Linked DNA regions of Homo sapiens: region 2 is linked to region 1. The links are chromatin contacts, found by Hi-C in ENCODE. All regions are on one chromosome and are shown on one strand. The core of a region is the stretch at or near the end of the contact, and the rest is flanking DNA. Distances in the headings are between cores, read along the strand shown.

Region 1 (4,362 bases), core at 1,811-4,310:
GTGGGGCGCCCATGGAAGGAGCCAGTCCGAGGCGTTCTGCCATCCTCTGCTCACCCACCCACTCCTGGCATGCATTTGCAAATTCTTTGGCTAAGGTAGCTAGTTCTCCACAGGCGCTATTACCTGAGACCTGCCAGCTAGTGACAACAGAAAGCCCGCACGTTGACGTCCCTCTTTGGCTTGCCTGGAAGTCTACTCGGGGCTGCAGGACTGGCAGGAGCGGGGGCTAGGGTCAGAGTGGGGCAGAGACCGTGGCTGCTTATGGGGCAGGGAGAGGGTCTGGGCCGGGTCAGGGGCTGGGGGAGTGGGAGGATCTGGAGAGGATGGGCTTTCCTGGGGAGCTGGGGGAGCATCCCATGGGTGTGCTCTGCTGAGTGACACAAATCTGGCTTTCACTCACTCATTCATTAATGCATTCATTCATTCACTCATTCATTCATTCGCTCAACAGAGGTTTACTGAGCAGCTGCCAACTGCAGGCCCCATTCTGGGCCCTGGGGGAACTTAGGAAGGAAACAGGCCAAAGCCAGAATACCAGTCCCAGGAAGCCACCTTTTCTCCAGGGGTGTGGTTCATGCCCCCTCCTGGCTTGGCCCCCTCCCTGGTGGACCCCCTACCTTCTCTATCACAAGTCCAGGTCTGCAGTAAGGTAGACACAGGGTCCTGGGGTTCCAACCTGGTCCAAGGGAGCAGCCTGGAGTGTGCTTAGAAACATTTGTTGACTAATGGGCTCAGGGACTGAGGGCCTGGGGAGCCTGATCAGGGAGCCTGCACCTGCCTGTCCCTCGATGTCATTCCCTCAGTCTTCCCGGCACTGAATGAGGCCCAGTGTGGGCAAAGCCGCGTCATCCTTAGCAGGGGCCCCCATCCCAGGGCTTATGAGGCACCCCAGCTCCCCAGGAGCCCCTCTGGGAAGCTGCAAACTCTGCTTTCCATACTTCAGAATTCATCTGTCCTGCCACCCCTTCCTTCAGACCCCCTGGGAGTCAATGGGACTCAAGGGATCAGTGAAATAACCCAAAGTACATTTATGATACAACCCCCTCAACCATGCATTCTGCACCTCCACACCCCTCCAAAGCCCTGCCCTTGGGGAGCCTGGAGACACATGGAGAGGGACCTGCCTGGGTCCTAACAACTGTAACATGTGAACACTGACCCCAAGTGACATGGAACCCTTGTGATATGGCAGGTGCCACACTTGGCACTTTACATACATAGTCACATGCACTGCTTATAGTAACCCCGGAATAGGCACTATCACTATCCCCATTTTACAGATGAGGACACTGAGGTGTAGGGAGGGCTCTCACTTGCCCATGATCATTCAGCTGGGGAGTGGGACCTCACACACAAACCCAGGGGTCTGACTGCTGAGCCCATGCTCCTAATGTCCACACGGTGCCCTCCTACGAAGCGAACCTAACAGCAGAGCACGATTAACAGCAGGTGAGGACAAAAGTACATCAGCCTGTTGGTGCTCAGAGGGGACGAGGCCCCTGTAAACGGAACACTCAGCGAAGGGCCCTAAAGGAGCGGGGATGGGGGCTCCTCAAGGCAGATCCTGAGCAGGACCCGCCCAGCACCCGCTCCCAGCCTGTCAGGAAGGCTGAATGAAAGAACACCGTGTGGATCTTCCTCTGGCCCTTGGAGGCTGTGCCCTCTGCTCAGAGAGGAGGAGCAAGGACATTAGCAGGAAGGGCTGCAGAGTGAGCTAAGGTCTGGAGGTGAGGATGACTCTGAAGGCCTTCCTGGAGAGCAGGCTGAGGAGGTAATGCCTGACTTGGTGGGGGAGGGGTGCTGAGGACCCGCAGGCCACTGTGGAATTGGACCCATCTGGCTGAGGCAAAGGCGCTGGCAGTTATGTTGCACTAAGTGGGCCAAGAGGTGACCTCTGCTTTGGTCTGACTTTGGCCACAGACCTAAGAATCTGGATACAGTTGGGCTAGAAGGGCCTTGGCAGACTGCACAGCTCAACCTGTCTTGTGCAGGTGGGAAGTGGGAGATCCAGGGAGGAGGGACTTGCCTGCACCCTCCCCACCTCCTGCTTGGGTGTGTGGCCCTCCCGCTGGGTGGGAAGAGCAGGCAGGAAACATTGTCTGAGGTTTCCAACCACACGGGAGGAACCCTGAAAAGACATTCCTGAGAGAGGCATAAACTAAGACCTAGAAAAGACAGAGGCTGACCTCACAGCCCCTGACTTCCTGCTTCAACCTCCCTTCCCAGCCCAGGCCAGTCTCTTCCCCATGGTCGCACCTTTGCTCAGCAGTTCTTCCCAGCGGGAATGACTGCCCCCACTTTCTATCTTTCTGTCTCTCTAACACTCACTTGATATTGACTGGACTTTTATGTATAGTTGGGCCCAACCCTTAGAACTAGCTCCAAGGGCTCTGGTTCCTCCAAGAATTCTCCCGTGATCGCATCTACCTGCTGACCTCTCACTCCCTTGTGTGACCCTGAACCTGAGACTGGCTCTGACGAGACAAATGGGGTGCTGTGAAACTTCCCTCATCCGTCCACAGGCCTGCTGCTCCTCCCCTGCCATGCTCTGAGCTCCCTGAAGAGGTGACCCCACTGCAGGCTGCCCTCCAGTCCTCTCTGCAACTCCCAGAGCAATCATACTGGAGAAGAGAAGGTCACCAAGGCCTGGGTCCCAGGGGAAGCTGAAGAAGACCCCTCCAGCTCACACTGCCTGCCCTTGTCACCTGCATGGACAGAGAAATGGCTTCTGTCCCTGCAGTCAGACAACCAGGCTTGTGGGCTCTGTAATCTCCATGACTTTATCCACCCTTCCCCTCAGGGTCTTACGGGACATCGCTATCTTTCAATCTCTCCAAGACTTATTTAGCCAGAGTCTTTACCACACTCCTACCTGAGTTTATCCAGCTTCTCTTGCATGCCTCCGGTGACAGGCTGCTCACTATCCACAGGGTCACTTCTTATCCTACCAGGGCTGGTCAAAACCTGTGTCTCTTTAGGTCAGCAGTGCCTGGTGCCAGAGGTCCTATCAGTAGACCCAAAGCTGGGTGAACAAAACAAAGGCTGGGCAACTCACTGTCACCTGGGCATGTGACCAGCCTTTGCTCTCCACTCTGGCTAATTCTTTTGTCTGGGGGCCACATCGCCTGCCTGCCCTCCCTCCTTCTGTGCGATTTTCTTCTTCTTCTCTCTTTCCTCCCCCCACTTCCTTGTATCTAAGGATTGCATGAGTCACTTCACTTTGAGCTGCCAGATGTCGGATGCAGTTGGGCTTGGAGTGGAAGCCAATTTTTTCCCTTTACTCAAAAAGAGCTTGGGGCTGATGAAAGCCCCCAACACTGTCATCCTGGATTTTTCAGGACGGTAGGATGGCTGCGTCAGCTAGCACCACTTCTTCCAGGTTCTGGCCTGCCCACCGTCCGTTCCCAACTTGGGAGGGCAACTTGTCCTCTCACTGGCACCAGGCATAGGGCCAGGCCAGCTCTGTGCAGTCCAAGGCACGCTCAGAATGGCCCTCATCATCTGGCCATGCAGAGCTTTGCCAGTCTGAGTGGAGCCCAGGGCTCAGGGCCAATCCCCGCTCCATCCAGGGAGTTTTCAATGAGAGCTAGGTACCTAGCTCCATGCTGGAGCTGTGGGGGAGACAGGAAAAAATAAAGAAGGGCCTCGCCTTCAAGGAATTGGCAGTCTGTCTAGGGAGATGAAATTCATACAAATAGTGGTTCATGCGTTTCTGTTTGGATTGTGCATCCACTCCCAGACATGACCTCATCCAGTTCTCACAGCTATTCAGCATGGGTGTCATCATCTTCGTTTTACAGATGAGAAAAATGGGGCTCTGAGAGATTAAGTGACTTGCCCAGGTCACATAGGTGGTTGTGGAGCTGGGCCCTGCCTCATTCGCTGGGCTCCAGAGCCTGGCATCTGTGCTGAAGTTGGAAAGGAGGGAGGGATGGCTTCCAGGAGGAGAAGGCCCACTGTCCTCTCCCCGTCTCCTCCAACTGAGGCTGGGCTCTCTCCTTTGCCATGAGAATATACCTATCTTGAGCACATTCCAGAGGTGCTAGGCAGGCCAGAGATCTTGTCTGTTGGGGAGTATGGAAGTGGTGGGGTGCTTTCTTAGATTGGGCTCCCTTGAACCTAAAGCCTGGGGCCAGGACTTGGGTACAGGAAGTGTATTGGGAGATTTCAGGAAGAGGGTAGCTGGGTAGTGAGACAGGGAAGGAGGAAAAGCTGATATAAAGGAGCATTAACAGAGAAGCCGCTGTGGAGGGCAGGGCTCTACTCCCCTGGTATCTCCCAGGACTGAAGGCCTAAAGGACGGAAGTCAGGGGGGCGGGTTATATATTGGCCACCATCACCCATTGGTTGGGGGGCTTCTCC
Region 2 (4,732 bases), core at 2,061-4,560, 120 kb before region 1:
CTGACTTCAGGTGATCCTCCCGCCTTGGCCTCCCAGAGTGTTGGGATTAGAGGTGTGAGCCACCTTGCCTGGCCTATTTTTAATTTTTTGAGGAACTACCAGACTGGTTTCCATAGCTCAAGGCTGCTCCTTTAACAAGCTTTCCCCAAAGCCTCAATCAGTGAGTTTCATTTCCATCTCATTTGCCACACTGGGTCACGTGACTGCCTCTAGCTGCAAGGGGGTCTGAGAACCCACGTATTTTCAACTAGGCATAGAACTTCTTAGAACAAATGCTACACTCTGTTGGTAAGGAAGAAGTAGAGAATTAATTTTAGTGGACAACTAGCAGCCTAAGGGCAAATGAGAACACTGAAGGGCTTCAGGTAAGCAAGAGACATTGTGGGAGGATTTGCGCTTTAGAAGGCTCTCTCTGGCAGCTATGGACTGAGGAGTCACAGTCAGCAGAATTAGTTAAGAGGCTTCAACAACAATCCAGTGAGGAGTGATGGGGGTTCAGATGAGGATGGTGTGGCAGTAGGGTATTCAGGAAAGGGAGGGATTCCTAACATATTCTAGGGCACCCCTTCAAGCCTGCCTGGATATTGGCAGTGGGAAGTGGGGGGAAGTGGGAGGGAACGAGGGATGAGTCCAGGTTTTGAGCATAGTCCTTCCTGTATATCTAGAAGGGGAAACAGGTTTTGGGGACATGTGATAATTCAATTTTGCACATGTTGAATTTGAGGAACCTGCAGGATGGTAGGTAGATAAAAAGTGGGATAAGGCTTGTCCCAATCTGGGTCTTTTGGGATTGGTTTGTGACCTCCTTGGGGAACTTGAAGCAAAACTGGAGATAGCACATTCTGAGTCATCTACTACTGTGCTGACCTAGGAAGCAGGTTGTGGGGAGGTGGGGGGTGGGAGGGATAGAGGTGAGAGGGGTAGGGCTGCTGTCCAGAAAGAATGCATGAAGACAACCTTCCATCCTGAGTTTTTCTGGTTCTGACGGGAATCTCTGTGTAGCACCTCCATTCCTGAGTTCCCAGGGACAATCAGGCAAACATTCTCTGAACCAAGGAGACCCCTGCATGATGGGATGGTCATTCTAGCTATCTGTGTCCAGATCCAAGTGTCTGAGTCTCAGATGAGCTGGTCCTACACATGTGCTATCTGTGCCCTGCCCAAGCTGTTTCCCCCTCCTAGGGGATCAGAGCCCTCTCAATCTGCTGCTTCCAGGAATGAGAGCCAATACACATTTCCTTCCCTCCTGACCTCTGCTCTTGAATGATTATTTTAAAATCTCCCCCCATAGACACACTATAAACTGCTCTGTGATGTTCCTTCACTGTCCACCATGGCTGAGTCATGCCAGATTATAAATCCCTTAGGACAGGACCAGCGTCACCACCGCAAGGCACAAGGCACAGGACTGACTCTTTGTGAAGGGAAGGAAAGTAAGTTTCTCTAGATCTGTTCAATGCCACCTCCAGGGTCCTGCAGCAGGGCTCCTAGCTCCCTCAGCCCAAGGACACCTCTCCATGTGATGCTACTTCCCCAGGTTGCTGGGCCAACTGGAGGCTACTCATCCTGAGACCTGTAAGGCCAGACCCAGGCTGGACGAGGCTGGTCAGGGCCTGGCAGGGCAGTGGGGAGCAGCGTGGAATGGTCCAGAGTTCCTGGAGGTGGTCAGGGACAAGACAGCTGGGCCTCTCTGCTGTCATCCCTAGGAGCAGTCAGCAATTACACAGACACAGCTGCTGTGTGATTCAAAGACACATATGCACGTAGACTCAAATACAGAGTTGCTTGAATGTGTTCACAAATATACACACCCGGCCGGGCGCGGTGGCTCACGTTTGTAATCCCAGCCCTTTTGGAGGCCAAGGCGGGTGGATCACAAGGTCAAGAGATCGAGACCATCCTGGCCAAAATAGTGGTGCGCACCTGTAATCCCAGCTACTCTGGAGGCTGAGGCAGGAGAATCGCTTGAACTCAGGAGGCGGAGGTTGCAGTGAGCCGAGATTGAGCCACTGCACTCCAGAGCCAGACTCTGTCTCAAAAAAAAAAAAAAGACAAAAACCCCCCACAAATATACACACCCATGCACCACCACCCCTACCCATACACCACACGCACACTTAAATTCAGAGGGCAAATCCCGGTTCCTCCCTTCATAGCTATGTGTCCCCAAGTTACTTAATCTCTTTGTATCTTAATTTCCTTATTTCCGATCTGTAAAAATGAGAATAATGGTATTCACCTCAATGAGTTGTTGTGAAGATTAAATGAGATAAAATGGTAAAGAGCTTACAACAGTGGCAACACATGCAGAGAGACGCACATGTTTTCATACTCATTTCCCAAGCCCTGCCCAGTACTGCCACTGGCACTGGTGGTGAGCCTGGCAGCAGTACAAGGTTGGAGTCCCTTCATCCCTTTGAGCCTTGGTTTTCTCATCTGTGAAATGGGAATAATAATATCTAGCCGGCGGGGCTGTTTGGAGGAACTAAAGAGGCCCAGCATGGAAAGCTCCTAACCTAACTCTGGCCCACAAAAGTCTCCCTACGTTTTAGCTGTCACTGTCCCTGTGAGGAAGAACAGATCCAAGAACAGGTGCAGGGATGGGCTGCACCACAGCAAAATCTGGACAGGCCCGACCCCCATCTCCTCCCAGGCTGGAGCGGGGCCCTGTAAGGACAGAGCCCAAGGCCACTAGGTGTCAGGCCTGTTGGAGCCAAGTCCGGCCAGCAGTCTGGGGTGGGGCTGGGGGCAGGGCTGGTCGGATGGCCGTGGGTGGAAGGAAAAGAGGAAAACCAGCTCAGTGGAAATTGTCCTGCGGTTGGCTCAGGCGCCCACGACACTGTATTTATAGAGAGCTCCTTGCAGCTCTTAATTCCTCGCAGTCGAGTTAACCCTTTCTGGGCTGTGGTGCCAGCATGGTGTGGAGGAAGAACCCAAGACTGGGGTTGGACAGCAGGATTCCAGCCCTGTTCTGCCGCCAGTCGATGACCAGTCAGTCACCTATCCCCTCTCGCAGAAAGGAAGATTCGGCTCTTGGAAGTGTGGGAACGGGGTGGGGGATGGGCAGCGCCCTGCTCCGGGAGCCGAGGGTTTTCCCCGCCAGGGTCAGGCCTGGGGGCGGGGCGGGGCGGGGGCGGGGGCCAGGCCGTGTGCTCTGCCCAGCGGGCTGGCTCAGGCCTCGGTCAGCAGCCGCCACCGCGGGGCCAATCCGGCCTCAGGGACGCACCGGAGCCGCCTTTCCGGGCCTCAGGCGGATTCTCCGGCGCGGCCCGCCCCGCCCCTCGGACTCCCCGGGCCGCCCCCGGCCCCCATTCGGGCCGGGCCTCGCTGCGGCGGCGACTGAGCCAGGCTGGGCCGCGTCCCTGAGTCCCAGAGTCGGCGCGGCGCGGTGAGTGCTGGCGTGGCGCGGGCGGCGCGGGGTGGGGCGGCCTTTGTCTGCTGCGGGCCGGGCCTGGATCCCGCGGAGGTCCGCACGTTCCCGCTCAGGGCTGCAGGAGCTGAGCAGGGCGCCTTCCCTCCGGGCTCCTGCTCCCCTGCCCTCCCCCAGGTCCGGGCGGCCCCCCTCGCACAGGAGTCCCGGGAACCGCGGGCGCCCCTCCTGCCCTGGGCTGTGGGGCCCGCGGAGAGCTGGGGGCTCCCGGATCCTACCCCGCCCCCCTTTCCTCGGGTTGAGAGGGGCCCGGGCGCCGTCGGACCTGCAGACCCCGGAAGCTGCGGACCGGGCCGGGTGGGTGAATGCGCTTTTGCAGGCCCCGGGTCTGGAGCGGGCATGGGGGCAGATCTGTCCCGTGTTGAAGCTTAACGAAGCCACCGGCCGGCGCTGGGAGGTTAGCGGGGTCTCGGGTCCTGCAGAGGAAAACGCCCAGCTCCGGGAGGGGAGCGGCGGGGAGGGAAGGCGAGTGGTTAGGCGTGTCCACTCTGCAGGGCCCAGCAGGGCGAAGGTGTGGGCGACTGGTGCACTTCCACAGGCAGCCGTGGGCAGCATGAGGGGTCAGATTCCGGGAAGGACAGGTAGAGACGGCTGGCAGGGGCCACGGGGTGAATAGGTGTTGGGGGTGGGGAGGGAATTGGGATGGGCAGTTTGGGCTTGGGAAGCCTCAGGGAGGTGGGGGGTGAGGTGGGATGGAGAGGAGATGCGGGCGACGGTGGAGGGAGGTGGGGACCCCGAGTGGGGGCACACTAGAAGGGAGGGGATTGAATTCCAGCGCCCAGGGCCCTCCCTGCGACCGTTTAGCTAGCGAATTGGCAGGTTTGGCAGCCTAAGGCAGGGGATTTATTTCTAAGCCAAACCTGCTCTAATGAGAAAAGCGTGATAGATGACTCAGATATGGGATCTATCACTGAGGGAAAACATTAAGCAAATAGTAAAGCAAAAAAGATTTGTGTGTGTGTGTGTGTGTGTGTGTGTGTGTGTGTGTGTGTGGCGGGTGGGGGGGTGTTAGTTGTCTTAATTTAGAAAAACGATTTACCTTCAAATTGGATGTGGATAATTGTAAATGAGTCTGATCTCTTCATTAAAGCCCGGGGTCCTTTTCTTATAAGCATGTCTTCAGCAGTTAGTTTCTATATTAGAAAGTAATGAAGCTGCTTTGTCTTTAAGAGAGTTCTTTATTTAGTGCGGCCTCCTCTAGTTCCCTCTGGCCTCCCAGAAGTCCCTAGGAAATCTGATGCTGTGCAGCCTTCCTTGTAGTGTGGGGGACTGCAAATAGGTGGGACAGTTTGAGGCTGAGGG

The links. Hi-C counts contacts between places; a loop is a spot of excess contacts on that map. Pooled maps may share reads with other maps.
Region 2: a pooled map shows a loop between it and region 1 (2.0-fold over the local background). The contact joins the promoter of CD276 here to the enhancer-like site in region 1. A Hi-C loop is called at or near these places in 1 of 50 pooled maps.

What each region holds. Positions count from the first base shown.
Region 1 is chr15:73,797,533-73,801,894 of GRCh38, forward strand. No RefSeq gene overlaps it. Among named protein-coding and RNA genes, the nearest start is that of INSYN1-AS1, 32 kb to the left of the region's middle. RefSeq lists enhancers at 1-674, 1,262-1,941, 1,942-2,620. Within about 2 kb of position 3,061, at least 11 of the 41 ENCODE cell types and tissues checked have a DNase peak (open chromatin) inside an H3K27ac peak, as active enhancers do.
Region 2 is chr15:73,681,073-73,685,804 of GRCh38, forward strand. CD276 (CD276 molecule) reads left to right here and starts at 3,311. Exons shown (of 10, transcript NM_001024736.2): 1 at 3,311-3,388. RefSeq lists enhancers at 2,200-2,708, 3,726-4,232 and silencers at 3,092-3,141, 3,262-3,391, 3,402-3,531, 3,692-3,741.